Regions from separate parts of the Homo sapiens genome. Here regions 2, 3 and 4 are each linked to region 1. A link is a loop called in an ENCODE intact Hi-C map of the cell type or tissue named here. Cell type or tissue: natural killer cell. All regions are shown on one strand. Region 1 overlaps RNF121 (ring finger protein 121). Region 2 overlaps FOLR1-AS1 (FOLR1 antisense RNA 1). Region 3 has its middle 8.4 kb from the start of FOLR3. Region 4 overlaps LRTOMT (leucine rich transmembrane and O-methyltransferase domain containing).

Region 1 (8,000 bases):
AGTGTTCTTTCTGTAGGTTCCTCTCAAAGGCTTCAGGAAATTTTTGTCAATTTCTGCCATAGTCAGAAGTTTTTAATCCTCTTGAGTTTCCTTATTTAACGACTTTTGCCCAAGTCCTTTCCTTGGATCTCAGGTACTTTCTCAACCTCCTCTTAAGTCTCTTCATCATCTTGCCTCCCCAGCCTCTCCAGATTTCCCCACAAACTCAGTGAATGATGATTGGTAGGCAGCTTAAGAGACAGAAAATCTGGATTGGAAACCTAGCCCAAACCAGACTTGCCTTTTGGCTTCTGCGTAGCTCAGTTTTCATCATCTATTCAGAGTCTAACATTACTCTTTAGCTCCTTCAGGGATGTTAGGGGAAGGGATAAGTTTATGCCTGGAAAAGTATCCATCCTATTTTTGAAGTTCTCCAGGGAGAAGCTTTCATCATCTGTGTCTACTACCAAATATAGTATCTCTTCACATCTCTACCTCCTGAACTGCTTTCCCTCCTGGAACCGGTGAGTGGCAAAATCTCCTACCTGGAAATCTTTAAAGTACTGTAGATTTTTCTTAGACCAAGATATTAGGATTACTAGAATGTGGAATTAGAGAATTCTGACTAAGGTGGTAAGGGGTTGTAATTCACTTTCTATGAGAAGGAAAAACTTCTATCTTCAGAATATAACAAAAACTTGTAGCTGTGGTATCTTTATCAGCCTCCTTTGAGTCTCATCTACCTCTTTAGGCTCATTTCTCACACCTTCCTCAAATACTAGTTGTCTTTTCTCAAGTATACCATGTCCCCTCATCCTGGAACACCCATCATGATGCCTTTTTCTATCTGGACCTATTGGCCATCAAGACAGAGATCAAAGGATGCTTCCTTCAGGCAGCCTTCCTTGGAGGGGGGTGGGTTCTCCACTTTGAGTGGAGTGCCTCTCCTCTGTATTTTCTTGGTCACCAGCCCTTACTCCATTAAAGCACTTAATTGTGGTTATTTGTTTCTCCTCAGTAGACTTGTGTTCTTCAGGAGATTTTGGTTTTCATCTCTGAATTCCCCAGTCATTAGCATGGCATCCAGTAAGTGCTCAGTAAATGTTTATTAAATGACTGCTTGACTGACTCGTTTGCTTGAAGTGGAAAAGATGGGAAAGAAGACATAGTTCTAGGTATTAGAAGAGTAGTCATAAGAAACATGGAGTAAGTTTACTTTGTGCTCCTCTGAAAGATAAGAGTTGGACCCAGAGACAGAAGTGACACAAAGGCAGATTTTTCAGGTCAGCATCAGGAAAGAGCTGTCTAGCAAATATATTCGTATTGGAGTGGCCTGACTTATGTGGTAAGGATTACTATGTGTAGGTGTGATAGGAGGGAAACAACTCCAACCGTGTTTCTGCCTTGTAGAGTGTCCAGTAATGTGTAGTGTCTCACTAGGTCATAGAAACTACACTGAATATGTCTGTTTATTGGGCCTCTGGATGACTCTTCAGATATCATTTATCTGAAGCCTTCTTGTAGTCTTCTCCAGGCTTAATATCCTGGTGTCTTCAGTTGTTCCTTATGTGATTTGGTTTCCAGGCCTTTTATTATAATCCTAGCTGCTCTCTTATGGCCTGCTGTCTTATGGCCATGCTTATTTGTTAGTGTTCTTTGTATAGTGTGGCCCCAAGCCCTGATCCTAGGGTCCCAGAGATACTTTAACAGAGCAGAGAACAGTAGACCTGCTGCCCCCTCCATTCTGGGTATATTCTTTTTTTTTTTTTTTTTTTTTTTTTTTTGAGATGGAGTCTCGCTGTGTCGCCCGGGCTGGAGTGCAGTGGCACAATCTCGGCTCACGGCAACCTCCGCCTCCCGGGTTCAAGCGATTCTCCTGCCTCAGCTTCCCGAGTAGCTGGGACTGCAGGTGTGCGCCACTATGCCCAGCTAATTTTTGTATTTTTAGTAGAGACGGGGTTTTACCATGTTGGTTGGCCAGTATGGTCTCGATCTCTTGACCTCGTGATCTGCCTGCCTCGGCCTCCCAAAGTGCTGGGGTTACAGGCGTGAGCCACGGCACCTGGCCCATTCTGGGTATATTCTTAGTTAAGCAGGGTTGTCTTGGCTGTGTTGGCAGCAGCCCTGTTGGCATATATTCCCTGGCAATTTGTGGTCAACTGAAACCCCTAAGCCTGTTTCATGTGAGCTACTATTAAGCCATTCCTTCCCCATTCTATACTTTGGTAGTTAGGTTTCATTTTGTGGTTTTGATTCTTCATTTCAGCTTATTAGCTCATGGAATGTTAGGGCTAAAAGAACCCTAGAAATAAACTTTTTTCATTTTGATCTTATTTCTTCTATTTTCCATGTTCACTGCCTCCCTTTCCCTCCCCACAAGCTTTGTGCTGTCCACAGTTGGGAGGTTCTTTGTGTTTTCTTCCAAATCATTTATGAAAATATTGAGCAGAGCCATGGAGCATGTCCCAGAAACCTACCTCCAGTTGACTGCAGTCTATTTCTCAGCCTATTTTCAAGCTGATTGTTCTATTAGCTGTGGATCTCTACCTTTATTCTACTACTTGGGCTTATAGTTTCATTTCATCCACTATATTGCTTTTCAGCCAGGTATGGTGGGAGGGTGATCCCTAGCTTACAACATGAGGGGATGCAGAGGTGGTAAGATGAGAATCCTGAAAGTCAAAAGTGCCAAGCACCTGTGGACTGGAAAGGCACCTGATGCACAGGGAAAGATATGATCTATTTTCATGAATTCTAGTTTCTCTGAGATGAAAGGGATCTGGAGGTTGTCTTATTAGAAATAATTGTCAGGTAGTGTTGATTCCATCTCTACCAACACACCTTCTACTGATGGTTCCAGCTCTCAGTTAAGAGGCAATCCGTTTAAATGTGGACTAGCTCTTACTGTTAGCATCTAACATCGTCATCTCAACTGTTTTAGCCTTGTGGAGGGATAAGCGGGATATTGCTATTCTTGTCCCTCAGTAAATGTTTGCTGAACGAATCCATGAGTTAGTTTCAGGCTAGTCTTCAGCTTTGTATTTGCACATTCAGGGAGAGAAGGATGAATGGCTTTTGTGTTTCTCCTTCTACCTGGCCAAACCCATTCCTCCTTTAGAATCATCCAGAGCTCTGCCTCTTCCAGGAAGTTTTCCTGACAGCTCCTGCCTCATCTTTCCACTGAATTCCCATGTCCGTACTTGATGCTTTGTACTGGCCACCTAATTCATGTGTTTATATCGCATTAGCCAAGTCCTGGAGGGCCAAGGCTTTCATGCTTTCCACAGCATCAGGCACAAGTGTGCAAATTAGTGAACCAAATGTGTCTCCATAAATGTTGCCACGAGATGGCACTAGAGGCCCTGCAATTGTTCTGCATAACTTTTAGCCATTTATATGCCTTCCTTAATGAAGTTTAAACATATTTACCAAGCAAAATGCCAATAAATTCTAAAGTAGAAACTGAAAAAAATTTTTTGTATTTTTTTTTTTTAAGAGGTGGGGTTTCACCGTGTTGCCCAGGCTGGTCTCAAGCTCCTGGGCTCAAGCGATCCATCTGCCTCAGCCCCCCAATGTGCTCGAATTACAGGAGTGAGCCACCATGCCCGGCCTACAGTAGAAATTTTAAACCAAATAAAGAAACCAGGTAACTTCCCCTTTTATCACATGGTAGACTGTTCTGTTCACTCAGCTCCTCTGCCTTGCCCCTCCCCAGGAACTGGGTCCTTCCACCAGCAGCTGCTTTCTAGGCCCCAAGCAGAAGTTGGCTTTCACTCCCTAATGGAGATGGCCTGGGGACCTGAAAATGGCCTCAAATCCTTGGTTTGTGTCTTCTGATAATTTATTTTTCCTAGAAAGGACAATTAAACATTAATAAGAAATTGCTTATAACCTTATCACTTTTCATATGTCAGTTATTTTGGTTGCCTCATTCTGGTCTTTGCTCCTTTGTATGTGTGACTTAATGCATTTTTAATCATGCAAAAGCCATAATAAGAGCTCTCATTTACTGAGCGCTTATTATGAATTATGCATCACACTTGTTTTATACATATTACTTCCATTTAAATATAAGAACTATTATATCAAATGCTTGTATTTACTACACTGCTTATAACAAGTGCTGACATTATTAGGCACTGTTGTAAGTGCTTTCCATGCCTTAACTCATTTAACCCATACAACCTTCTGAGAATAGATACTGTTAACCCCATTTTACCATAGTTTAGAGAACTGAAGCTTTTCAGAGTTAAACGATCTGCCTAAGTTAACGCAGTAATTAGCTGTATTGGGATTCATATTTAGATAGCTTTAATTCTAAAATTTCTGATCATTTCAGTGTATCATTTCATTTTGTTCATTCTTTAATGATTCCTATTTGGACTTCTAGAAATGGTCTGAAGGCTAACAGAATCATTGAAATTAGGGTTTGATTTAGATCTTTTTCCTGCAGCTAGCCTGGTAACTCCTAGAGGACTAGAGGTCATGTTTATTTCTGTACTCCTTTTCCCATTAAATGCAAAATTAATACTTAATGGTTGAATGAGTGAGTGGGTGAACACTGCCTCTACTCTCCTAGGAAGTCTGGGATACAGAGCTAGTTGATAGAAACTTAGCCTGTTAGAACTTGAAGTGGTTTGAAAAATCAAGCCAATCCCTTCCTCCAAGAAAGGACGGAGGACCTCCTTAGGGTGACCTATTGAGTTGGAGGCAGAATGGAACTAGAACTCCGGTTTACTGGGCTTCTACTCCACCATCTGGTTTCAGAAAGCCTAATCCTGTCTCTAAATTCCCTTCTGTCTCCCCTTTTCTCCCTTTCTCTCTCTCCTCTTGTTCTCTCTTTTTTTCTCACACACAGTCTTTTTCTTTCTCTCGATGTGACTTGATATAGCTTTACGTACTTGATGTATATCTCTAGATGTAGTTTTTTCATCCTAAAATTTCAAGCCCAAAAACTACAAAACAAAGCAAGATTTTTCATTCCTCATGCCCCGACTTACTCCTAATTGTGTCTTTGTCCAACTCAGAATAGAATCCAGGATCTCTGCTTCTCTCCTCACCCAGAATGTACAGAGCTGCAGCTCATGTAGAGAAAATTACCTTGATTCACATTCCTCCTCAGAACATGCTATTGATGATTGGTGGAAAGTGGGAAAGAGGATCTTAGCGCAGGCTGGTTGTTTTAATGCAACAGCCAAGTTTTTGAAAAACTGGCAGGAGAACAGGAGTTTCTGTTTTTTTCTCAGAGAGAACAAATGTGACCAGACTATGTGATTTAATTATTCTCTGGGCCTACTGTTTTGTAAACAGCCCCATGAGCCTGTTAAAGCGAATAGCATGAAGACCAAAACCTTCCAGCCCTTCTTTCCATATGCCACCCTTTTAGTTTCATGAGTTGGGTTGCGTTTTCCCCAAATTTAAATAATCTGCAGTTGTTTGTTGTGATGTCTTTTCCTGGTGCTCCTAGTGTCTCCTAGAAAATGACACCTGGGGCATTATTTGGGTAGCCATTTGTTAGTACATCCTGGTGCTTCCACACTTTTTATGTAAGGTCAGACTGTTTTAGAATGCTTCATTCAGAGAGTCAGTTGTGGGTTCCTATGTAGTGAATTGTTATTGAGGCTTCAAGGCTCATGGACCAGCAGCCAGTACCCTCGGGTACACAGAATGGGAACCTCTAAAGCAAAGTGGTTCTGCTTACCCTTTTCTCTGTTCTGTTCTGTTCTCTTCTCACTGTTTCTTTTTTCCTGTAAAATGACACTTTTTTTTTTTTAAGATGGAGTCTAACACTCTGTCACCTAGGCTGGAGTGCGATGGCGCGATCTCAGCTTGCCGCAACCTCCACCTCCCGGATTCAAGCGATTCTCCTGCCTCAGCCTCCCAAGTAGCTGGGATTATGGGTGCCCGCCACCATGCCTGGCTAATTTTTGTATTTTTAGTAGAGACGGGGTTTCACCATGTTGGCCAGGCTGGTCTTAAACTCCTGACCTAAGGTGATCTACCTGCCTTGGCCTCCCAAAGTGCTGGGATTACAGGTGTGAGTCACCACGCCTGGCCATCTAAGGCTTTTTCTTGCCACAGAGAAATCTATAAGAGAATGGTAGCTACAGACAACTAAACACTAAAACTGCTCTAAGCTGCACTACCTATTATGGTAGCCATCAGTCCCATGTGGCTGCTGACTACTTGAAATGTAGCTAGTCTGTTGTAAATGTAAAATAGATATTTGATTTCAAAGCCTTAGTACCAAAAAAAGTAAGCCATTTCATAAATAATTTTAATCTTGAATACATATTGAGATATTTTGTATGTATTGGAATAAATAAAATATATCATTGAAATGAAAACCTGTTTCTTCTTACCTTTTTAAAAATGTAACTAGAAGATTTTAAACTATGTTTGTGACTTGCATGATATTTCGTTTGGATAGCACTGGTCTAGAAATCCCTAAGAGTAAATACTTTCTTTTTTTTTTTTGAGATGGAGTCTTGCTCTGTCACCCAGGCTGGAGTGCAGTGGTGTGATCTCGGCTCCCTGCAAGCTCCACCTCTTGGGTTCACACCATTCTCCTGCCTCAGCCTCCTGAGTAGCTGGGACTACAGGTGCCTGCCACCACACCCGGCTAATTTTTTTTGTATTTTTAGTAGAGACAGGGTTTCACTGTGTTAGCCAGGATGGTCTCAATCTCCTGACCTTGTGATCCACCCACCTCAGCCTCCCAAAGTGCTGGGATTACAAGTGTGAGCCACCACGGCCAGCCGAGTAAATACTTTCTTAGTTTGCTATAGAATGCCAGGAAACTAGCCGCTCTTTCCTCTCTATATCTCTCTTTTTGTTGTTGTTTTTTTTAAAAATATTCTTTGATTTTGTTGATGGCATCAGGAAGAAAACCTCCATTATGTATTATTTGCTATCTTTTTTTATACCTGCTACTCACTGGAGAAGGATGACATCTAGTGACAGAAGGGTGGTTGAGGAGGGAGTTAGGAGGCATTGGAGAGAAGACTAGCGATGACTTCAAATTTCTGTCTTAGAGTTAGAATTGTTTTATGCCTTTAAAAAACTTCAGCTAACAAGTCTGAGGGAAGGCTCTGAAGGAGGGAGAGTAAAACAGGCACTCTTTAAAACAGAAATGTGCCTCTCTCTGAGGGAGTCCTACTCTAGTTTTACTTTCCTCTTACTTATCGGAATTTATTGAGGACATATCATATGCCAACAGTTTTCTAGTTTAGAGGAAGTGGGAATATGGCCCAGTCACTACCCACAAGGAGCTTACATACAGGTAGAGAATGAATTCAAGCCCAGCCGCATACTCTAGATAAGCACTATAATAATGTTAGAAAAGAAAATGCGTTTGGAGCACTAGAAAGCACTTTCTGCCTGGAAAGGAGACTAGACGGAAGGCTTCGTGTGTCTTGGATGTGATATTGTCAGGCAGAAAGGCAGGCAGGTGGGAAGGACAACCTGATGGGGACAACCTGACTTAAAGGCCTGGGGAGTGGTAGATGGCCCTCGAAATAGTAGGTCGGGGCCATACCATGGGGGATTTGACAGCCTAGCTAAGAATGTTGGATCCTCTCTACTAAAAACACAAAAATTAGCCACACGTGGTGGCACGCGCCTGTAATCCCAGCTACTTGGGAGGCTGAGGCAAGAGAATCGCTTAAACCTGGGAGGCAGAGGCTACAGTGAGCCAGGATCACACCGTTACACTCCAACCTGGGCAACAGAGCAAGACTCCATCTCAAAAAAAAAAAAAAAAAAAGGAATGTTGGATCCTATCCTTTGACTGTTTAAGGGTTTTAAGCAGAGAAATGACATGGTGAAGATTTCGTGTTCGAGATACCATTCTGGCACTCCTCAAAAGGATGGACACTGAATGCAGGGAGACTAAGAAAGAGCTCATTGCAGTCAGCCAGCCAAGTGGTAGCAAGAGCTCAAATGGAAAGGAAAGAATATATCCAAGAGATAGTTGAGTGAGGGATGAAAGGGAGGAGGAGTCAAATATGGTCCTAAGTCTC
Region 2 (8,000 bases), 200 kb after region 1:
ATCCAGCACTTTGAGATTCTGAGGCAGGAGAATCTCTCGACCCCAGGAGCTCAAGATCAGCCTGGGCAACATGGTGAAACCCCATCTCTACAAAAAACTAAAAAAATCAGCTGGGCATGGTGGTGTGTGCCTATAGTCCCAACTACCAGGGAAGCTGAGGTGAGAGAATCACTTGAGCCCTGAGAGGTTGAGGCTACAATGAGCTGTGATTGTGCCACTGCACTCCAGCCTGTGCGACAGAGCGAGACCTTGTCTCAAAAAAAAAAAAAAAAAAACAGAGAGAGAGAGTGCCTGTTTCTCCACAACCTTGTCAACACAGTATGCCATCAAACTTTGGTTTTCTGCTCATCTTACAGGTGGGGAAAAGGGCAGCTCAGTCCAGTTTTCATCTGCCATTGTTCTGAGATCTTTCCATGTTGACCTATTGAGATGTTAAATTACTAGGTAATAATCCATTCTATGTGTACATCACACTGAATTCAGTCACATACTGATGGGCATTGGAAGGAATGGGGTTCTTTTATGATCTTGACATTGCTGAAAGCCACAGGCCAGTTATTTGGTAGAATACTGCTCCATTTGGGTTTGTTTCCTCATGATTCACTGAGGTTACACATTTTGGGCACGAATACCCTACACAGTTATTCCATGCATCGTAACAGGAGGCACGTGGTGAGGGGTTTGCCCATTCCTGGTGAGGTTAACTTTGATCTTTTGGTTGAGATCATGTCTCCCAGGTTTCTCCACTACACTTTCCCCTTTGTAAGTAATAAATATGTTGTAGGGAGAGACTGGGGACTATAGATACTCTATTCATCAGCACACTTCCACCTACATGTTCCACTGTCTGATGGACCTTTTTTAAAAAAGTAAAAACAAAACCGAAATGTGTCTTATTATGTTACAGCTCTTTCACCAATCTTTCAATGCTTTCCAGTGGTATCAACTGTAAAAACTAAACTTCTTCAAATTAGCACAGAAGACCATGCCCCTCCTTTGAGCCCTCAAGCCAAATCTTCCCCACACCACCCCATAAATGAGCTCCAGTCACACTTCTCATGTTGGGGGTCTTTGCTCCAGCAACTCCTCTGCGTGCCTGAAATGTTTTTCATTAATCCTCTGCAGACTGACCTGTTGTGGCCACTTAGATGATAACCTACAATTCCCCCCTAAAATGACTTCTGACCACTCAGCCTAAAGAAGCCACCCAGCCAGCTGATTTCTCATCACATCATTCTGTGCCCTTGCGTGGATTTTTGTCTACTGTGTTTGTTGTCAGCCTTTCTCCTAACAAAACATACTCTCCCCAAAGCAGGGCTGTGTCTGTGTCATTTTATGCTATATCCCCAGAGTCTGGGTCAGTGCCTGGCACCGAGAATGTGCTCAGTAAGTTAAGGAATCGCTGCATCCATTCTGTCAGTCAACAAGTCCTTCTGAGCATCCAGTTCACTGGCCCATGCTGGTCTCAGCCAACAGAAAGGGAATTGAGTTCCTTGCAAGGTCTGGTGGGGACAGACAGTTCTGAGAACCAGTGACTCTTAGAACAAGGAGATGAGGCTTTCACAGAGGGAAGCACAGAGTGTGGTGTTATTCTGCTGAAGCCCAAAGAGGTCAGGGAAGGCTTCCAAAGGAGTGTTTGCCAAGCACAAAACAGCACGGGGAATGGCATTCCGTGGACAGGTCTCAGCAAGTGCAAAGGCTTAGAGGTAATAGAAGTGCGAGCAGAATTCCAGGGTGGCTGAGAGAGAAGTTATGTGGGGAGTGGGCAGCGGTTAAGGCCAAAGAAGAAACACTGGATCTGCATTCCTTAGGACGGTGCCCTGTGGGCCCCTCACAGAGCTTCTCTCCTGCAACTGCTAGGTGAAAGAAGGCAGGCTTAGAATCGGACTGAGATCAGTAGTTTCTGCAGCTGGGAAGATGAGTGAGGTGAGATTGCATGTGTGATAGGCTGGCACTCAGGGAAGACCTCAGGGTTCTCTCCTCCCCACTCTGAGGCCCCTCTCCTGCTTCCTGAAGCCCAGAGTCTCCACCTCTGTGAGCCAAACACCTTCCTGTTATCTGCCTGGTCCTAGGGCAGCCTTCGGGTTGGGGTTAGAAGGAATGCCAATGGTTAACCTTGTGGTATTAAGCTTCCAGCTCAGGCAGATACTCTCTGGACTGGTTCAAGCTGACTGCCTGACTGTCCCTCCCTGCTGGCCCTAGCACCCAGACTCCAGATAGGCGCACCACCTCATCCTTCAGAGCAGGGCTCTGAGACTCCACAAGTGGTGAGGACTTACCAGAGGAACTGAACTTGACCTCCAACCCAACCTTCCATTTGCTGGTATTATTCTGAAGCCCTCATGGCCTAGGGAACTGCCTCAGGTAGCAGGTCTCACTCCTGCAGTGGAGGGGCCATAAAGTTCAGTTCATGATCAGCCCCCAAGCCATGGGCAGTGGATGAGAGGGCAGGAGCTCCATCTAGAGGAGCTCCCGTGTTCAGGCGTTCCTAGACACCTGCCTGCCCTTCTCCCATCAGCACTGGGGTATAAAGAAGGAAAGAGGCCTGAGGGTTCCAGAGGCCTCTACCTGCTGAGGTCTTAAGAGGACTCAACCCTCTGGGAAATACAAATAAAATCCTCAACCCTCCAAACAACTGAATGGACACCTCTTGGCCAAAGAGACCCCGGAAAAACTTTAAAATCCAAGTTTCCTGGCCGTGATGATAGCTTCCTCACGAACCGTTACCAGGCTTCTTTCCCAAGAGCTAAACAGAAACCAGCCCTGGAAAACCAAGAACAGGAGACTCCTTCACTGATTTCGATTTCAACCAACTGCCAGATTCCCTTTCCTTACCTGATTTTGACATGACAGCTGATCAGCTTACAAAACATTCCTGGCTGATCAATGACTCCCAACCATGGACCAGTTCTGGCTGGTTTACAGAGGCAGCACACAAAGTGCTTGGGTCCTGTGTTTCCCCTTTTGACATACAGAGGCAAATTTGACTGCATTTTTTTTTTTTTTTTTTGAGATGGAGTCTCACTCTGTTTCCCAGGCTGGAGTACAGCGGCGCGATCTCTGCTCAGTGCAACCTCCGCCTCTTGGGTTCAAGGGATTCTCCTGCCTCAGCCTCCTGAGTAGCTGGGACTACAAGCGCCTGCCACCATGCCCGGCTAATTTTTGTATTTTTAGTAGAGATGGGGTTTCACCATATTGGCCAGGCTGGTCTCGAACTCCTGACCTCAGGTGATCCACCCGCCTCAGCCTCCTGAAGTGCTGGGATTACAGGCATGAGCCACTGCACCCGGTATCAACTGCATTTTAATGTCTCCACTCCAAAGGGAATATGGGACATATGTAATATGTATGTTTGCTTAGTACACATGTGTGCAACTATCACAAATATTCATAGATTCTCCTAAAACCTATTAAATATGTATGTTTAGCCAACTCTTTTAGCATAAAACCCTTGTTCTACCCTCACTCCACTTCCCAGCCTGCACATCATAAGAAATAAAGCTCTCCTAGGCTGGGCGAGGTGGCTCACACCTGTAATCACAGCACTTTGGGAGGCCAAGGCGGGCGGATTGCTTGAGGTCTAGAATTTGAAACCAGCCTGGTCAACATGGTGAAACTCTGTCTCTACTAAATATACAAAAATTAGCAAGGCATGGTGGTGGGCACCTGTAATTCCAGCTACTCGGGAGGCTGAGGCATGAGAATCGCTTCAACCCAGCAGGCGGAGGTTGCAGTGAGATCGTGCCACTGCACTCCAACCTGGGCGATAGAGTGAAACTGTGTCTGAAAAAAAAAAAAGAAAGAAAGAAAAAAAAGGAAAAGAAAAAAGAAAAGAAAGAAAGAAAGCTCTCCTTTCTAAATGTAAAGATCTTGTGATTTTAAGCCAATATAATTGAAGACAAGAGTAGGATCCACAGAGCAGCCCAGGCTCCCCGCAGCGTGAGTGAATGCACTGGTGGCTGGTGGAGCCATTGACAGCTCAGTTGTCTCCCTGACAGCTTTGGGAGGAAGGTGGGTAAGCTCTCCCTGATCTAAGATCTCCTGGTTTTAGGTTGACATTTCAGAGACTTCATTTTTTTTCTCTGATCCTCTCCATCCAGACCCTGCAAGGGCTATCTTTGCTGTGTTGGGTTTCTAGTGGGGGAGGTTGGGGGCAGTTCAGCCTGACTCATCCGGCCCATCAGGTTTGGTGAGGATGCTTGCCCTCTAGTGGCACTCGCAGGGACGTCTTTAAGTAAATGCTGTTATGGGGAACCTAGGTTCTAAGGGGACAGACAGTCCCTGACCAGCTGCCATCAGGAAGTTACATGTTTCGGAATTATGAGAAAAAGTCTTGTGAATATTTGGGATCCTAGAAAAAGCTAACCTGGAACAATTAAAAGCTTTATATGCCAAAATGGAGATCTTTTGACAGAACGTTTGACATGCCTCAATTCGTTTATTAGTAGGCACAATGAGAACAGAGAGAGTTCTAGACCTCTGAGAAGCAATGGGAGGCCCTTTTGTGTGTGTGTGTGTGTGTGTGTGTGTGTGTGTGTGACAGGGTCTCACTCTGTCACGGGGACTAGAGCGTTGTGTACAATCACGGCTCACTGCAGCCTCGACCTCCTGGGCTCAAGCCATCCTCCCACCTTTGCCACCCAAGTAGCTGGGACTACAGTCATGCACCGGCACACCCTGCTAATTTATTTTCAATTTTTAATTTTTTTGTAGAAACAGGGTTTTACCATGTTGCCCAGGCTCGTCTCAAATTCCTGGACTCAAGGAATCCTCCCATGGGAGACCATTTTTAAGTGGTATTATGAGAGTTCTAAACACAGGAATCTCAGATAACCTCCTTAAATGAGATTAATTCAAAACTGAAGGAGTCTAATTCAAAACTTGACCAGCACATTCAAAACTATCTGCCACTATTGAACAGGTAGCTGGAGATACTGCACAAAGCCTTCCAGCCCAACAAAGTCTCTGAATTCCCTGGCTCAAGTAGTAATAGATAATTTAATTGCCTTAGATTTTCTCTTAGCCAAACAGGGAAGAGTCTGTGTGGTGGTCCCTAAGATCTGTGGCACTTACATCAACATTTCAAGTGAAGTAGAAACTATACAGGGCTGGGCCCAGTGGCTCATGCCTGTAGTCCCAGCACTTTGGGAGGCTGGGGCCGGAGGATCGCTTGAACTCAGGAGTTTGAGACCAGCTTGAGCAACATGGGGAAACCCTGTCTCTACAAAAAGTACAAAAATTAACAGGACATGGTAGCACACACCTGTAGTCTCAGCTACTTGGGAGGCTGGGGCAGGAGGATTGCTTGAGCCTGGGAGGCGGAGGTTGCAGTGATCAGAGATCATGCCATTGCACTTCAGCCTGGGAGAGAGAGAAAGACTCTGTCTCAAAAAATAAAAATAAAAAGAGAAAAGAAAGCTGGGCATGGTGGCACACACCTGTAATCCCAGCTATTCAGGAGGCTGAGGCACAATAATTGCTTGAGCCTGGGAGGGGGAGGTTGCAGAGAGTGGAGATTTAAGATTACGCCACTGTATTCCAGCCTGGGTGCCAAGTGAGATTGTCTCAAAAAAGGAAAAGAAATTCATACAGAAATAATTTTCAGCCGGGCATGGTGGCTCACACCTGTAACCCCAGCACTTTGGGAGGCCAAGGGGGGCAGATCACCTGAGGTCAGGCTTTCGAGACCAGCCTGGCCAACATGGTGAAACTTTGTCTCCACTAAAAATACAAAAATTAGCCAGGTGTGGTGGTGCATGCCTGTAATCAGGAGGCTGCATTCAGGAGGCTGAGGCAGGAGAATTGCTTGAACCCGGAGGCGGAGGTTGCAGTGAGCTGAGATTGTGCCACTGCACTCCAGCCTGGGCGACAGAGCGAGACTCCATCTCAAAAAGAAAAAAGAAAAAAAAAAAAGAATTTCCAAACAAGCTAAATGGTTACAAGATGTATGAACTACTGATCCCATCAATTACCTATTTAGTTGGCTTTCTACCACACTGGGAAGTTCCTTTCAAGATGCCATTCAAGTCCTTGTTATAGTAATAGTCTCCATTAACCTTTTCTTCTTAACATTTAATTACCTATAATATGTATAACCAACTGCTGTAAGTCTGCTGCTAAAACCAGAATTATGCTGGCTCAATGCGTAGATCTTATAGACAAGTTAAATTGGTAGCCCTACCTTTTGGCCTTTATGTTGCTTGATAGACCTTAGGGGTTGAGGTCTGCCCACCTCTATTCCTGTCTGGCCAGAGTTCAATTGGCTATAAGTCTCTTGGCCACAAGGGTCCCACCAAAGGACTGGATGGACCTGGAGCAGGCAACCTCACCATCCTGGCAACAACATGATACAAATTTTGCCATTGATGCTGCCTGTGGCTGATCTCAGCTAAAAAGAGGAAATGTGAAATAAAAAGAAAACCCGCCGGGTGCGGTGGCTCACACCTGTAATCCCAACACTTTGGGAGGCCGAGGCAGGTGGATCACCTGAGGTCAGGAGTTCAAGACCAGGTTTGCCAACATGGTGAAACCCTGTCCCTTCTAAATATACAAAAATTAGCCAGGCATGGTGGTGGGTGCCTGTAATCCCAGCTACTCAGGAGGCTGAGCCAGGAGAATCGCTTGAACCTGGGAGGCAGAGGTTGCAGTGAGCCGAGATCACGCCACTGCACTCCAGCCTGGGTGAGAGAGCGAGACTCTGTCTCAGAAAAAAAAAGGAAAAGAAAAGAAAAGAAAATCAAAGCCCCCTCAACTGACTGAACAAACCCATCTTGGCCAAGGAGACCCCACAAAAACTTCAAAATCTAAGTTTCTTGGCTATGATAAGACAGGAGGCTGGTCACACCCCAGTACACCCTCTTCCTTACTGTTACCGACTTTTTTCCTAACAGTTAAGAAGAAACCAGTCCTGGAAAACAGATGGAAGAATCCTGCTGATTTCAACTTCAACCACCTGATGCTGTGGCCAGACGTCCCTCTTTTTTTCGTGTTTTTATTTTGTTTTGTTCTTGTTTTTGTTTTTTTTTTGGAGACAGGGTCTCTTTTTTTTTTTTTTTTTTTGAGACAGGCTCTGTCACCCAGGCTGGAGTGCAATGGCATGATCTCGGCTCATTACAGCCTCTGCCTCCTGGGTTCAAGTGATCTTCCCGCCTCAGTCTCCCAAGTTGCTGGGACTACAGGCACACACCACCATGCCTAGCTAACTTTTGTATTTTTTTGTGGATATGGAGTTCTGCTGTGTTGCCCAGGCTTGTCTCAAACTCCTGGGCTCAAAGGATCCACCTGCCTTAGCCTCCCAAAGTGCTGGGATTACAGGCATGAGCCACTGGGCCCGGCCTCTTTTTGTGATTTTGATATGACAGCTGACCAGCTCACAAAGCATTCCTTCCTGATCAATTCCTATTAACCATGGGGTGGTTCTGGCCAATTTAGAGAGGCGGCACACAAAGTGCCTTTGTGTCCTATGTTTCGCCTTTTGATGTGTACAGCCTAAGTCTGCATTTTTTTTTTTTTTTTTTTGAGACGTAGTCTCGCTCTGTCACCCAGGCTGGAGTGCAGTGGCACCATCTTGGCTCACTGCAAGCTCCACCTCCCGGGTTCATGCCATTCTCCTGCCTCAGCCTCCCGAGTAGCTGGGACTACAGGCACCCGCCACCACACCCGGCTAATTTTTTGTATTTTTAGTAGAGACAGGGTTTCACCATAACACATGTTAGCCAGGATGGTCTCGATCTCCTGACCTCGTGATCCGCCCGCCTCGGCCTCCCAAAGTGCTTGGATTACAGGCGCGAGCCACCATGCCAGGCCTAAGACTGCATTTTAAGGTTAAGTCTTGGCTGGGCATGGTGGCTCACACCTGCAATCCTAGCACCTTGGGAGGCCAAGGTGGGAGGATTGCTTGAGCCTAGGAGTTCGAGACCAGCCTGGGCAATATAGTGAGACCCTGTCTCTCTCTTTTTTTGCGGGGGCGGGGGACGGAGTCTTGCTGTGTTGCCCAGGCT
Region 3 (8,000 bases), 170 kb after region 1:
GATGAGTTATTGGGCTTCAAGTTGGGAAGAGAGTTTCTTTAGTGATGTGGGCTGGGTGGAGATATTGGTGGGGAGGAGGGTCTTGATGAACACTTGCCTTGTTTCCATTTATTTATTTATTTATTTATTTATTTATTTATTTATTTGCGACAGGAATCTTGATATATTGCCCAGGCTGGTCTTGAACTCCTGTGCCCAGACAATACTCCCTCCTTGGCCTCCCAGAGTGCTGGGATTATAGGCATGAGTCACTGTACCTGACCTGCTTTTTAAAAAAAAATGACAACTAATGTTGCAATTAACAATCTTTTACTTAGTGGAATGTTATACTTAAATTCCAGAAAGGATTATTGGGTCAAGAGTACATATAATTTTGAGAGTTACAACTTTATGGGGGTTGTATCAATGTGCCTCCCCCACCAGCAAAGTATGAGAGTGCCTCTTTCTCCACTGGGTGTGATGGCTCATGTCTGTGATCCCAGCAGTTTGGGAGGCTGAGGCAGGAGAATCTCTTGAGCCCAGGAGTTCAATATCAGCCTGGGCAACATGGTGAAACCCCAACTCTACAAAAAACTAAAAAATCAGCTGGGCATGGTGGTGTGTGCCTGTAGTCCCAACTACTAGGGAGGCTGAGGTGAGAGAATCGCTTGACTCCCAGCAGGCTGCGGTTACAGTAAGCTATGATCATGCCACTGCACTCCAGCCTGGGCAACAGGGCAAGACATTGTCTCAAAAAAAAAAAAAAAAAAAGAGAGAGAGAGAGAGTGCCTGTTTCTCCACAACCTTGTCAACCCACTATGCCATTAAACTTTGGTTTTCTGCTCATCTTACAGGTGGGGAAAGGGCAGCTCAGTGCAGTTTTCATCTGCCATTGTTCTGAGATCTTTCCATATTGACCTATTGATATGTTAAATTACCAGGTAGTAATCCATTCTAGGTGTACATTACATTGAATTCAGTCTCCTACTGATGGGCATTGGAAGGAATGGGGTTCTTTTATGATCCTGACATTGCTGAAAGCCACAGGCCAGTTATTTAGTAGAATACTCCTCCATTTGGGTTTGTCTGTTTCCTCATGATTCATTGAGGTTATGCGTTTTGGGCACAAATACCCTACATGGTTATCCCGTGCATCATAATGGGAGGCATGTGGTGTGGGGTTTGCTCATTCCTGGTGACGTTAACTTTGATCTTTTTCTTGAGATTGTGTCTGCCAGGTTTCTCCACTACACTTTCCCCTTTGTAACTAGCAAATATGTTGTAGAGAGAGACTGGAGAACTAGAGATACTCTATTCATCAGCACACTTCCACCTATATGTTCTAGTAGCTGATGGACCTTAAACATGTCTTACTATGTTACAGCTCTTTCACCAACCCTTCAATACTTTTCAGTGGTATCAACTGTAAAAACCAAACTTCTTCACAATAGCACAGAAGACCATGCCCCTCCTTTGAGCCCTCAAGCCAAATCTCTCCCACACCACCCCATAAATGAGCTCCAGTCACATTTCTCATGTTGGGGGTCTTTGCTCCAGCAACTCTTTCTCTGCATGCCTGAAATGTTCTTCATTAATCCTCTGCAGCCTAGCACTTTGTGGCCACTTAGATCACAACCTACAATCCCCCCCTAAAATGACTTCTGACCACTCAAACTGACAAACCCACCCAGCTGATTTCTCATCACACTACTCTATGTCCTTGTGCAGATTTTTATCTACTGTGTTTGTTGTCAGCCTTTTCCCTAACAAAACATACTCTCCCGAAAGCAGGGTTGTGTCTGTGTCATTTTATGCTACATCCCCAGGGTCTGGGTCAGTGCCTGGCACCGAGAATGTGCTCAGTAAGTTAAGGAATCGCTGCATCCATTCTGTCAGTCAACAATTCCTTCTGAGCATCCAGTCCACTGGCCCATGCTGGTCTCAGCCAACAGAAAGGGAATTGAGTTCCTTGCAAGGTCTGGTGGGGACAGACAGTTCTGAGAACCAGTGACTCTTAGAACAAGGAGATGAGGCTTTCACAGAGGGAAGCACAGAGTGTGGTATTATTCTGCTGAAGCCCAAAGAGGTCAGGGAAGGATTCCAAAGGAGTAATGTTTGCCAAGCACAAAACAGCACAGGGAATGGCATTCCATGGACAGGTCTCAGCAAGTGCAAAGGCTTAGAGGTAATAGAAGTGCAAGCAGAATTCCAGGGTGGCTAAGAGAGGTTGTGTGGGGAATGGGCAGCAGTTAAGGCCAAAGAAGAAACACTGGATCTGCATTCCTTAGGACGGTGCCCTGTGGGCCCCTCACAGAGCTTCTCTCCTGCAACTGCTAGGTATAAGAAGGCAGGCTTAGAATCGGACTGAGATCAGTAGTTTCTGCAGCTGGGAAGATGAGTGAGGTGAGATTGCATGTGTGATAGGCTGGCACTCAGGGAAGACCTCAGGGTTCTCTCCTCCCCACTCTGAGGCCCCTCTCCTGCTTCCTGAAGCCCAGAGTCTCCACCTCTGTGAGCCAAACACCTTCCTGTTATCTGCCTGGTCCTAGGGTAGCCTTCGGGTTGGGGTTAGAAGGAATGCCAATGGTTAACCTTGTGGTATTAAGCTTCCAGCTCAGGCAGATACTCTCTGGACTGGTTCAAGCTGACTGCCTGACTGTCCCTCCCTGCTGGCCCTAGCACCCAGACTCCAGATAGGCACACCACCTCACCCTTCAGAGCAGGGCTCTGAGACTCCACAAGTGGTGAGGACTTACCAGAGGAACTGAACTTGACCTCCAACCCAACCTTCCATTTGCTGGTATTATTCTGAAGCCCTCATGGCCCAGGGGCCTGCCTCAGGTAGCAGGTCTCACTCCTGCAGTGGAGGGGCCATAAAGTTCAGTTCATGATCAGCCCCCAAGCCAGGGGCAGCGGATGACAGGGCAGGAGTTCCATCTAGAGGAGCTCCTGTGTTCAGGCGTTCCTAGACACCTGCCTGCCCTTCTCCCATCAGCACTGGGGTATAAAGAAGGAAAGAGGCCTGAGGTTTCCAGAGGCCTCTACCTGCTGAGGTCTTAAGAGGACTCAACCCTCTGGGAAATACAAATAAAATCCTCAACCCTCCAAACAACTGAATGGACACCTCTTGGCCAAAGAGACCCCGGAAAAACTTTAAAATCCAAGTTTCCTGGCCGTGATGATAGGTCACTCACACCTCAGCACACCTGCTTCCTCACGAACCGTTACCAGGCTTCTTTCCCAAGAGCTAAACAGAAACCAGCCCTGAAAACCAAGAACAGGAGACTCCTTCACTGATTTCAATTTCAACCAATTCCGAGACTCCCTTCCCTTTCCTGATTTTGACATGACAGCTGATCAGCTTACAAAACATTCCTGGCTGATCAATGACTCTCAACCATGGACCAGTTCTGGCTGGTTTACAGAGGCAGCACACAAAGTGCTTTGGGTCCTGTGTTTCACATTTTGACATACAGAGCCTAATTCAACTGCATTTTAATGTCTCCACCCCGAAGTGAATATGGGACATATTTAACATGTTTTATTGGTACACATGTGTGCAACTCTCATGAATATTCATAAATCCTCTTAAAACTTATTAAATATATATGTTTAGCCAACTGATTTAGTGTAAAACCCCTGTCCCTTCAATTCCTAGCTTGTAGGTTGCAACCCATCAAAAGAAATAAAGCTCTCTTTTCCAAATGTAAAGATCTTATGATTTTAAGCCAATATAATTGAAGACAAGAGTAGGATCCATGGAGCAGCCCAGGTTCCCCCAGCCTAAGTGAATGCACAGGTGCCAGGTGGAGCCATTGACAGCTCATTTGTCTCCCTGACAGCTTTGGGAGGAAGGTGGGTAAGCTCTCCCCGATCTAAGATCTCTCACTTTTGAATTGAGATCTCGAGGACTTCATTTTTTTACCCTGATCCCCTCCATCCGGACCCTGCAAGTGCCATCTTTGTTGGTCCCAGGTTTCTAGATGGGGAGGTTGGGGGCAGTTAAGCCTGACTCATCCGGCGCATCAGCCCATCAGGTTTGGTGAGGATGCTTGCCCTCTAGTGGCACACGAAGGAATGTCTTATGCTTTTCTGGGGAATCTAGATTCTAAGGAGACAGTCCCAGACCAGCTGCCATCAGGAACATGCATGTTTCAGAATTATGAGAAAAAGTCTTGTGAATATTTTGGATCCTGGAAAAAAGCTAACCTGGAACAATATAAAGATTTATAGGCCAAAATGGAGAACTTTTGGCAGAATGTCTGACATGCCTAAATTAGTTTATTTGCATGCACAATAGGGTTCAGGACCTCTCAGAAGCAATGGGAGGTCTTTTTTTTTTTTTTTTTTTTGAGACAGAGTCTCACTCTGTCATGGGGAGTGGAGTGGAGTGGCACGAACATGGCTCACTGCAGCCTCGACCTCCCAGGCTCAATCATCCTCCCACCTCTGCCTCTCAAGTAGCTGGGATTATAGGCATGCACCACCACACCCCACTAATTTCTTTATTTTCAATTTTTAATTTTTTATAGACCATGCTGGTCTCAAATTCCTGGACTCAAGGAATCCTCCCACGGGAGACCATTTTTCAGTGTTATTATGAGAGCTCTAAACACAGTTGGGAGTCTCAGATAACCTCCTTAAATGAGACTAATTCAAAACTGAAGGAGTCTAATTCAAAACTTGACCAGCATATTCAAACCTATCTGCCACTATTGGACAGGTAGCTGAAGACACTGCAAAAAGCCTTATAGCCCAACAAATTGAATTCCCTGGCTCAAGTAGTAATAGATAATTTAATTGCTTCAGATTTTCTTTTACCCAAACAAGGAAGAGTCTGTGCAGTGGCCCATAACACCTGTTGCACTTACATCAACACTTCAGGTGAAGTAGAAACTCATATAGGGTTGGGCACAGTGGCTCACACCTATAATCCCAGCACTTTGGGAGGCTGGGGAGGGAGGATTGCTTGAGCTCAGGAGTTTGAGACCAGCCTGAGCAACATGGTGAAACCCTATCTCTACAAAAACTGCAAAAATTAACCAGGCATGGTGGCACATGCCTGTAATCCCAGCTATTTGGGAGGCTGAGGCAAGAGGATCACTTGGGCCTGGGAGGCATAGGTTGCAGTTAGCCTAGATCACGCAATTGCATTCCAAACTGATAAAGCAAGACTCTGTCTCAAAAAAAAAAAAAGAAGAAAAACTCATACAGAAAGAATTTCCAAACAAGCTAAATGATTACAAGAAATAAAACTACTGATCCTATCAATGATCTGTTCAGTTGGCTTTCTACCAAACAGAAATTCCTTTCAAGATGCTATTGAAGGCTGGGCGTGGCGGCTCATGCCTGTAATCCCAACACTCTGGGAGGCTGAGGCGGGTGGATCATCTGAGGTCAGGAGTTTGTGACCAGCTTGGCCAACATGGTGAAACCCCGTCTCTACTGAAAAATACAAAAAATTAGCTGGGTGTGGTGGCGACACCTGTAATCCCAGCTACTTGGGAGGCTGAGGCAGGAGAATCGCTTGAACCTGCTAGGCGGAGATTGCAGTGAACCGAGATCACGCCACTGCACTCCAGCCTGGGTGAGAGTGAGACTCCATCTCAAAAAAAAAAAAAAAAAAAAAAGGTGCTATTGAAGTTTTTGTTATAATTATAGTCTCCATCAAACTTTTCTTCATAACATTTAAATTACTTATAATATGGGACAGGCATGGGGGCTCAAGCCTGTAATCCCAGCACTTTGGGAGGTGGGCAGATCATTTGAGGTCAGGAGTTCAAGACCAGCTTGGCCAACATGGCGAAACACTGTCTTTACTAAAAATACAAAAATTAGCCGGGCATGGTGGCATGTGCCTGTAATCCTAGCTACTCGGGAGGCTGAGGCAGGAGAATTGCTTGAACCTGGGAGGCGGAGGTTGCAGTGAGCCGAGATCACACCACTGCACTCCAGCCTCGGCAACAGAGGGATACTCTATCTAAAAAGTAAATATAAATAAATAAATAACTTATAATATGTATAACCAACTGCTGTAAGTCTGCTGCTAAAACCAGAATTATGCTGGCTCAATGCATAGAACTTATAGACAAGTTAAATTGGTAGCCCTACCTTTTGGCCTTTATATTGCTTGATAGACCTTAGGGGTTGATGAGTACCTGCCCACCTCTATTTCTGTCTGGCCAAGATGTTCAATTGGCTGTAAGTCTCTTGGCCACAAGGGTCCCACCAAGGGACTGGATGGATCTGGAGCAGGTAGCCTCAGCATCCTGGCAACGACATGGTACAAACAATTTGGCCATTGATGCTGACTGTGGCAGATCTTGGCTAAAAGGAAGAAATGTGGAATAAAAAGAAAATCCAAAGACCCCTCAACTGACTGAACAAACCCCTCTTGGCCAAGGAGACCCCAGAAAAACTTTAAAATCTAGGTTTCCTGGCTATGATAAGACAGGAGGCTGGTCACACCTCAGTATACCCTCTTCCTTACTGTTACCAGGCTTTTTTCCTAAGAGTTAAGCAGAATCCTGTCCTGGAAAACAGAGAATGGAAGACTCCTCCGCTGACTTCAGCTTCAACTGCCTGATGCCATGGCCAGACTTCACTCTCTTTTTGTGATTTGACACGACAGCTGACCAGCTCACAAAGCTATCCTTCCTGATCAGTTCCTGTTAACCATGGGCTGGTTCTGGCTGGTTTACAGAGGCTGCACACAAAGTGCCTTTGTGTCCTATGTTTCACCTTTTGATGTGTATGGCCTAAGTCTGCATTTTAATGTTAAGTCTCAGCTGGGTATGGTGGCTCAATGCCTGCAATCCTAGCACTTTGGGAGGCCAAGGCAAGAGGATTGCTTGAGCCTAGGAGTTCAAGACCAGCCTAGGCAACATGGTGAGACCTTGTCTCTATTTTTTTAATTAAAAACAAAATACAAATATAAAAATAATTACTGTTAACTCTCCACCCCAAAGTGAACACAGGATGTATGTAACATGTATGTTTGCTTAGTATACATGCATGTGACTCCCTTTCATGAATATTCATAGCTCCTCCTATAACTTATTAATAAGTATACTAGCTAACCTATTTAGCATAAAACTCCTGTCCCACCTCTCCTCCCTCAAAGTGCCTGCTTTCCATCTCAGCCAGAGGCTCCACTTCCCAGCCTGCAGGTTACAACACAATATTAGTAAAAGTGTTCTTTCCAAGTGTATACATCTGGTGATTTTAAGTTGATACTTCCCAGGTTGTCCAAGATTCAGGTACAGCTCACTATTGCAGGATACAAGCTGGGATCTCCTGGGAGTTGGTCTCTTTGCAAATCGTATTATCTCTGTATCACCTTTTATGAAATCCTAAAAGAATTTAAATCTGAAACATGTGACTCCAAAGATTTTGAATAAGGAATTGTGAACCCATGGTAAACTCCTGGCTTAAGGGTGTCCAATTTTTTGGCTTCCCTGGGTCACATTGGAAGAATAAGAAAGTTTAAGAAAGTCTGTGAATTTGTTTTGGGGCACATTCAAAGCTGTCCTGGCCACATGAGGCCTGAGGGCTATAGGTTGGACAAGCTTCTAGCTGGCTATTTCTGCATTTTGTCCAAATCCATCTTTTAATTATTATCATTATTATTATTATTATTTGAGACGGAGTCTCGCTCTGTCACCCAGGCTGGAGTGCAGTGGCGCGATCTCAGCTCACTGCAAGCTCTCCCTCCCGGGTTCACGCCATTCTCCTGCCTCAGCCTCCCGAGTAGCTGGGACTACAGGCGCCTGCCACCACGCCCGGCTAATTATTTTGTATTTTTAGTAGAGAAGGGGTTTCACCGTGTTAGCCAGGATGGTCTTGGTCTCCTGACCTCGTGATCTGCCCACCTCGGCCTCCCAAAGTGCTGGGATTACAGGTGTGAGCCACCGCGTCCAGCTGAAACATAATTTTTCTCTTTTTGGTTTCACATTTTTACTAAAGACAAATCATGGTAAGACTGATTTGCTTTATTATACTTGGCCTGATTATTTGTGTAA
Region 4 (8,000 bases), 110 kb after region 1:
AGATGCGATACTAGCTCACAGCCTGGGCTACAGCTTAAATGCAGAAGGCTAAAAATTTAACCAGCTTCTTGGGGCTCCATTTTTAATACTAATCCATTCAGAAAATGCAACAGGAGCTGGTGCTACACAAAATCAGAAGTCTTTAGGAACTGCACTGGGTTGCTCTGTCAAGAAAACTAACAGTAAAAATCTGCCCTTAAGTATTTTAAGTTAAAATCCATGTTCAGTGGTGCATAACTCTGGGGTACCAACCCAGTATTTACTTTGAGAAAAGTATCCAATCTTGCTCAAAGGTATCAAATCTGCTGTAGGTGCTGAAGTGGGATGAGCTTCTATCTAAGCTAGGTTCCTCTAGTTCTGTAGTAGACAGCCAGGTTCCTCTATTTTTACAAAAGAATAATGTGTTCTTTGTTGTCTGCCTGTAGATTTAATATCTAAAAGATTCAAGTCTCCCTAATTGACAATCCATGCCCATGGGACCAGTTCATAACAGAATTAAGCTGTGAAGTGACTCAATCTGTCACCTCCCCAAAGCTCAGCTGGTACTGCTATTTTTTCAGAACAAGACATTCATTTTCCTCTAAACCTACTAAACTTGATCCATGTATATGTTAAATTGCCAAAAAAGGAATTTACATGAACTGTATTAGGCTTAAACTGAATTATAAGATATCAGGTCCTTGGTTTTTAACAGAAATTCTTTTTTTTTTTTTTTTTTTTTTTTTTTTCCTGAGACAGGGTCTACAGGGTCTTGCTCTGTCGCCCAGGCTGGAGTGCAGTGGCACAATTATAGCTCACTGCAACCTCCAACTTCTAGGCTCAAGCAATCCAACTGCCTCAGCCTCCCGAGTAATAAATTCCATTTTAAAGTTGTTTGCCAATTTCATTGTCTCTGCAAACTAATTTATCCTTTGAATCCAATGATGAGAACTGCAATCCCAAGGTTTCTCTTTTTGCTTTGGCTGCCAGGAATTTCAGAGCTAAATGTAGGCTTAGATTCTTAAAGTGCCTGGCACATCTCTCTCTTCCTGTAATCTAGTTTCTGATCTTTCTCTTCCATTTTTAACTTTCTAATCTGCACTGTCCAGTATGGTAGCCACTAGTCACGTACATTTGACAGGTAGGCTAGTCCAAATTGGGATGTGCTGTAAGTGTAAAATATCTCAGTAAGTTTTAATATTGATTACATATTGAATGATTTTTTGATATATTGGGTAAAATTAAGTTATTAAAATTAATTTCACCACTTCATTTTACTTATTTTGGCTACTAGAAAATTTTAAATTATATATATGGCTTGCATTTGTGACATTATATTTCTAGTGGATGGCACTATTCTGCAAATCATCTGTTTTATGACTGTGTTATTATTGTAAACCTGAAATCCTTTTGGAAAGCAGGTGAAGTAATACAAATAATAATACAAAGGTGGCAGCAGTGGATGGAATGAGAAAGGGGAGGTCGACTGGGGCAAGTTCTTGTCCTTATCCTTGTCAATTTGTCTTTTGCTTGTGTGATTCACATACAAACCCCTTGGTAAAGTGTGTTGTCAGCTCTCTTCATCCCAGGTGAGTAGTATTCTCATGGCTCTCCCTTGTCTCCAGAAAAACCTCAGCTTTACTTTAGCTAACAAATTGGAAACGATCTGATAAGACAATTCACACCACATTGCAAGTGACTGATAACAACATTGTGTTCATCCCTGTCAGGGAGTATTTCCATTTTAACCGGAAACAATCCCTGAACCCACAGGAATGAATGCCTAATGGTGGAGTTTCAGCCATCAGTGACAGGTGAGTGAGAGGTAGACTCTGGTTTTGTGTGTGTGTATGTTTATATGTGTATGGCTACATTCAGGATAGGGCTGAAAGTAGGGTATTTGGATGGAAAGGTAATGGGGCTGGCAGAGAAGCCAAGCGGAGAAGGTGGCAAATCCCCAGCTGGGCCAGACTGAGAGGGGTGGTGAGACACCAACCAGATGCGGTGCAGGCCCTCAAGGATTTGTTAAGCAATAGAATAGCCCAGTTGATGTCAACAGAGGGTGGGTATCAAGACAGTCTCCACAGTAACTACTGTAGAGTAACAGAAAAGGTCTCAGAGTAGGATTCAGGAGATTATGACTGCAGTCTACAACTGACTCACTGGCTTAACTCTGGGCAAGTCCTTTTACCCCTTGGGTTTCAGTTTCTTCATCTGGCATTTTCCAGACAAAGAAATGGGTGTTCGATTCTCAAATGAGTTCTAAGAGATGTGAAGGTGCTCTGAGAAGTAGAAAGTGCTCTATACATGCAAGGATGCAAGGAAGAGTGATTTCATATCTTAAAATGGAAATACAGCCAGGCAGGCCTAGAGTAGTAGAGGACAGAAAGCAGGGATGGAGGACTATGGGGAAACCTGAAAGCCGGTGTACTTGAAACACTGGTCTTTCTCTGTCCTCCCAGGCTGAACCCAGACTCCCAGGGCACCTGCTTGCACCTTTGAATGATGGCCTGAACTATGAACAAACGGGACTATATGAACACTTCGGTACAGGAGCCCCCTCTTGACTACTCCTTCAGAAGCATCCACGTCATTCAAGGTCAGCCCCCAGAGCACAGTACTCCACTCACTAAGGCAGCAGGCCCAGTGTGGTCCCTAGGAAGAAACCATAATCTACTTAAAAGCCTAAAGAGATTCTTCCCATATGCTTGCAGATGTGTTGTTACTGTCTTTTGGAGGGTAGGGGAGAGTGAGAGGTTTTTTTCTGTCTTTTTGTTTGTTTTGATTTTGCCCCGATACAGCCCCAGGAGATCCTAAGAACATGTGCCCCTGTTTGTTTTTTTTAAGCAGCAAATCTGAAAGGAAACAGGGGGCTATCACAGTAGTTGATCATCTTTAAAAGAAGCCAGGCTACAGCAGGAAAGTCAAGTGGAAGAAAACTGGGAAGCCAGTCTATCAGCCAATAGTTTTATTCTCCTGTTTTTACCTGAAGAGAGGAGGAAAACACAGGCTCCTGTGGAGTCCCAGCAAGTAGGCAAAACCTTTCTCCTCTGTCTGCAGACACAAGCCTAATCTGACTGGCCAAACATGAGGGGTCTTATCTACAAACTGGCATATTTCCAGTTTAAATACTTACTGACAAATTTCTTACACTCATTCCAGCCAAATCCAAGTTTATTCCATCATCACCTACACTTATTGCAGGTTCCAACACTGTCCACACTCGCTCCCATTTTGCCATTCAATGTCTTTGTAAATGGGTAGCTAGTCCCTTCAGGAGGGAACATAGGGAGGCTGTCAGCCATGTCATATTCCCAATGAGTCATCCGTTCTTCCTAGGGAAGTTCTGCCATCCCTGGCTTTTGTTATCTGGTCTTTCATTAAAGCATCAGTCCATCTGTCCTCACAGAATACACGTTAACATCCACTATCTCAGAACTATTATTTGGCTTTAGTCTTCTCTCAGGCAACTGGTAGCCACTGCCTTTAAGCTCGGGAAGCTGGCAAATAGCACCAGTCTTAGATTGGGTTTAGGGTCTACTTGGGTTATCATCAGCCACAGTGGTAACTCACGTTTGTTCTCTCACGAGCACACAGCCACCTGCTGTGATCTTTATTGTGCACTGCATCACTTCTGATGTAATCCATGTTTCACAAGGGGTTTTAGCTGCAATAGTAACTATCTCTAAGACAGGTGCAATGACAGAGGTGGGAAGGAAGTATACCTCCTACCTATCATGGGAATTTCTAACTCTGATGGAGGAGGTGTAGCTCTGCCCTCTATGGAGTCCTCAGAATTGGGAGAGAGACAAGCAGTACCAAGGGTAACTCTACATCACAAAACGTAAATGGTACAGATGGCCCATCCTTCATTCAACCGTTCAATATTTACTGAGCACTTACTAAAAGCATTTATATATGTGTGTGTGTGTGTGCGTCATATGTATATGCCAGGTATTGTGCTCCTTGCTAGGTATGTGAGGCACATCAAAGGCCCAAAAGGTCAGAGTCCCTTCAGATTCCCCAGAGCTTCTGAAACACTTATTTACAGCTGGGGTTAAGGGATACAATAGAGTTTGGGGGTACCTGGCACACTATTTGGTGAATGAATAAATATTACAGAATCTGAAACGGCAGTGCCTTTGGAAGGCATCTAATCTGTGCTACCATCAACCCAGTTCCTCTAACTTTTCACAAACCTAGAGTGTTAAGGAAGTCCCCCACCATATACACCTACCAACACCTTCCAGTTGGTGGTTGAGGGATGACACAGGGAAGTTCAATCAAACTAACTTGTATTCTGACACATGGCAAGAGCTACATGGCAGCCTTTCAGAGAGAGGAAAACAGGAACATAGTTTCCCAGATCTTCCTGGAGCTAAATGCTCCCCAGTTCCCAAAGCATTGATATTTGTGGTCCAGCTTCCAGACCTGCTTTGGCCTACTCTGAACAAGGAACTTTACAGATTCTTAGGCAGTGTAGTGCATTGGTGGAATCTGAGAGGAGCAGCAACCTGTGGCAGCCTGGATATACCACTCCATCCTTGGTAAGAGCAGCTCCAGCCAGCATCAAGTTTTAGGCAACTCTGTCCCACCAGTGATTCCCTCTGAGCTTGGCCTCCACCCCATGCTTGGTGGCATTCCCCAAGCTGCTACCTTATCACATGGGGCACTAGTTCATGTGGGGTTATTTTGACCTTAATTTTGATTCATCTGTGTCATTCTGTTTCAGGGTTCTAAGGAGGTATGGGGAGGGAAGCAGGATTAGGAATTCATGAGCTGGGGTACGCCGTTCCAGTACCCTCCTGCAACCCCAGGCCCCAATTGTGGGTCCTGCTCACTCTAGGATTAAGGCAGAGAGCCATCTGGTGGATGTTGCCTGACCTGCATCTGAGGAGGAGGAGAGGTGGGGGTGGAAGGGCAAAGGGTGTCCTTCCAGTAGAGAGCAGAAGAGAGTGAAGAAAGCTGGCTAGCTTCCGCAAATACTAAATACTTCCTTCCCCAGGGGTGAACTAGGGAACCAAAGGCTTAGCAGCAATGGGAACTGGACCTCATTTTGAAAAAGTGGGAGTGAGGCTTTGGGGTGTTCCATACACCGGGGTTCTAACATAATCCTATTCCCTATTCTCTCTCCTCCTCAGCCAAACTTTCTGAGGATGTTGTTTATGCTAACTGCTTATATCCATTCACTCTTTTTTTGGTAGAGACGGGGTTTCATGATGTTGCCCAGGCTGGTCTCAAACGCCTAGGCTCAAGCAATCCTCCTGTCTTGGCCTCCCAAAGTGCTGGGATTACAGGCATGAAACCAGCCTCCATTCACTCTTGAACTCACTCACTTCAATCTGGCTTCTGCCTCCAGGCCCTTGCCATTCCACTGAAGCAGCCCTTACCAAGGTTACCAGGGACTTCTAAGTTGCCAAAATTACTTTTCAGTCCTTACCTCCCTGGAACTTACTACTATAAACTATTTACTCCCTGAACATCTTTAAACTGTCCTCTCCTGATTTTCCCTGATCATTTAACTTCTCTAATGGATTCTTCTTCCTCCCTGACCTTCCTCCCTACCCTCACTCTCCCTGAGGAATCTCATCTCTTTCCCTAACTTGTATGCCTTCTATGCTAATGATTCTCAAGTCTGTGTCTCCTGAGCTTCCGACCTTCATCTCCAACTGCCTACTTGACTTCTCCACCTTTTTGTACAGGAACCTCAAATACACCAAAGCTAAGCCTGAACTCATCACATTCCCAATGCTATTTCTTCTTCTGTAATTCCTTACCAGTTAATACAACTGGCAACCACCCTTTAATATTCTTCTACCTTTACATCCAGTCAACCAAATTATGTTGATTGTAGGGCCCTCTCATGTCTTGCTTGGATGACTCAAACAGCCAAATTGGTCATTTGGTCCAACTCACTCCCTAAAATCCATATTCCACACTGACACTTAAGAGTGATCTTTCTGAAATAAAAGATTTGAATCATTTGCTTTAAACACTCCAGTGCCTTCCCATTACACACAGGGTAAAGCCCAAGATCCTTAGCCTGACATTTGAGACTTTTGACTGGATTCCTGCCTCCTTTTCCTCTCTGTCCCCCTTGTGCAGTGCGTGCAAGCACTTGTGCAGGCACACAAACCCGCCCCAGACTCCCTGGCTGTTCTGTACCTCTATACCTTTCTTCATGCTGTTCCCTGCCTGTTTACCCTTCTTTGCCTGATAAACATCCCCTAATCCATGGAGATTCAGCTCAGGCTTCACCTTCCCTGGGAAACTTCCCTGAGCTCCCATACTGGGTCAATAGCCTCTCTTCTGTGCTGCTACAACTATTATATAGCACTTATCACACCATGTTGCCAGCTTGCTCCCATCTTGCCCATATAAGCTCCTCCAAGGCACAAATGTCTGCTCTCTGCCCTATTATTCATACAAAGTCTGGAACAGACTGTCTCTCATTTTGTTTATCACTGTATATCCAGTACCTGGCATACTGTAGGTACTCAACATTCATGGAAAGAGAGACAGGATATCAAAGTGTATTCCACTGAAGTGAATTCTATAGGCTTTACCAGTAGTTAATTCAGGATTTTGTGCTATCATCTACTCAGCTCAAGCCCAACAATTCTGGTTCTTAGTTTTCCTCAACCCCACACTGGTTTGGTATAAAAAAGACCCAGTGGTACAGTGGACATGAGAAGTCCATGTGACCTGGAAAGCCAAGAGCTTGAGATAGAAGTCTCTGGCCCTTAGTCTAAACTTACTGATTGCTGGAAGCTGTGGGACAGGGTTGCACTAGACTCAGGCACAGGGCTATGGCCCTTCCAGACCCTCCAGCTACAGCCTGGATGGCTAATCTTTCCAGCTCTGTCCCTTCCCACCCCCTAAAGCCAAAAAAGCAAAGATGATACCCAAGTCTCACTTTGTCCCCACAGATCTGGTAAATGAGGAGCCAAGGACAGGACTACGACCACTGAAGCGTTCAAAGTCGGGGAAATCACTGACCCAGTCCCTGTGGCTGAATAACAATGTTCTCAATGATCTGAGAGACTTCAACCAGGTGGCTTCACAGCTGTTGGAGCACCCAGAGAACCTGGCCTGGATCGACCTGTCCTTTAATGACCTGACTTCCATTGACCCTGTGAGTTCCTAACAGTAGGAATCCAGTCAGGGGAGCCTGAAGCCACTTTGTTCAGCCCCCAACCTCTCCACTCCTACATGTTATCAAGGAAGTAATGAGGCAGCATGGTACAGTCCAAAGCACAAGGCTAGGGGGCCAGACAGATAGATGTAGGTTCAAATCCTGGGTTTGCCTCTTACTGACTGTGACTTTGAGCAAGCTACCTAACCTCTCAAAACTGCAGCCTCCCTGTCGGAAAAATGGGGATAATATGCCAGTATCATAAAGGTTTTGTGAGGATTGAATGAAAATACATGAAAACCACCGGGCACAGCGGCTCACGCCTGTAATCCCAGCACTTTGGGAGGCCGAGGTGGGTGGATCACAAGGTCAAGAGAGATCAAGACCATCCTGGCCAACATGGTGAAACCCCGCCTCTACTAAAAATACAAAAAATTAGCTGGGCGTGGTGGCGGGCGCCTGTAGTCCCAGCTACTCGGGAGGCTGAGGCAGGAGAATCACTTGAACCCAGGAGGCAGAGGTTGCAGTGAGCCGAGATTGCGCCACTGTACTCCAGCCTGGCAACAGAGTGAGACTCCGTCTCAAAAAAAAAAAAAAAGAAAAGAAAATACATGAAAACCAACAAACAACTGGTACATCAGAGGCTGAAGTAAAATTCTAACTGTCACTGCGCACCCACTGTGACCTGTGCTGGGTTCTCCTGTGGAAGAGGTAGTCAATAAAGTACAGCACTTACTTTCTGTGAACTCAGATTCAAGTTTTAAGAAATAAAGTTTGGCCTTTTCTAGTCCAAGATCCCTAAGAGGGGAAAGGAGCTGGAGCATGACTTGGACACTATTCCCCTGGTGTGGTGATCTCAATTTAACCAGTATTTTAAAAGCTTCTT

The links. Peaks named below come from ENCODE experiments on the same cell type or tissue, not always from the same donor. Only the 100,000 strongest peaks of a DNase experiment are listed, where the experiment ranks them.
Region 2: a loop joins it to region 1, with 9 times the contacts of the local background. A loop is called at or near these places in 11 of 110 quality-filtered maps.
Region 3: it touches region 1 in a loop (14-fold over the local background); 32 of 110 quality-filtered maps call a loop at or near these places.
Region 4: a loop joins it to region 1, with 4 times the contacts of the local background. A loop is called at or near these places in 37 of 110 quality-filtered maps.

Annotation. Positions count from the first base shown.
Region 1 is chr11:71,974,611-71,982,610 of GRCh38, forward strand. All of the region lies in intron 3 of RNF121 (ring finger protein 121), which reads left to right. Among named protein-coding and RNA genes, the nearest start is that of IL18BP, 20 kb to the right of the region's middle. RefSeq lists an enhancer at 3,451-3,550. In natural killer cell, a CTCF peak has its summit at 3,341 (motif pointing right); a DNase peak (open chromatin) is centred at 3,311; H3K27ac peaks cover 287 bases.
Region 2 is chr11:72,179,414-72,187,413 of GRCh38, forward strand. The region is part of intron 2 of FOLR1-AS1 (FOLR1 antisense RNA 1); the gene reads right to left. Among named protein-coding and RNA genes, the nearest start is that of FOLR1, 8.7 kb to the right of the region's middle. In natural killer cell, CTCF peaks have their summits at 4,181 (motif pointing left) and 4,383; a DNase peak (open chromatin) is centred at 4,188.
Region 3 is chr11:72,140,155-72,148,154 of GRCh38, forward strand. No RefSeq gene overlaps it. Among named protein-coding and RNA genes, the nearest start is that of FOLR3, 8.4 kb to the left of the region's middle. RefSeq lists silencers at 2,302-2,502, 6,537-6,737. In natural killer cell, CTCF peaks have their summits at 4,053 (motif pointing left) and 4,257; a DNase peak (open chromatin) is centred at 4,027.
Region 4 is chr11:72,086,588-72,094,587 of GRCh38, forward strand. LRTOMT (leucine rich transmembrane and O-methyltransferase domain containing) reads left to right here. Exons shown (of 9, transcript NM_001145310.4): 2 at 1,710-1,793; 3 at 2,442-2,578; 4 at 6,909-7,114. It overlaps LRRC51 (leucine rich repeat containing 51), which reads left to right. Exons shown (of 6, transcript NM_145309.6): 2 at 1,710-1,793; 3 at 2,442-2,578; 4 at 6,909-7,114. The coding sequence starts at 2,497. Among named protein-coding and RNA genes, the nearest start is that of LRTOMT, 9.7 kb to the left of the region's middle. RefSeq lists an enhancer at 4,612-4,771. In natural killer cell, CTCF peaks have their summits at 4,837 (motif pointing left) and 5,039; a DNase peak (open chromatin) is centred at 4,874.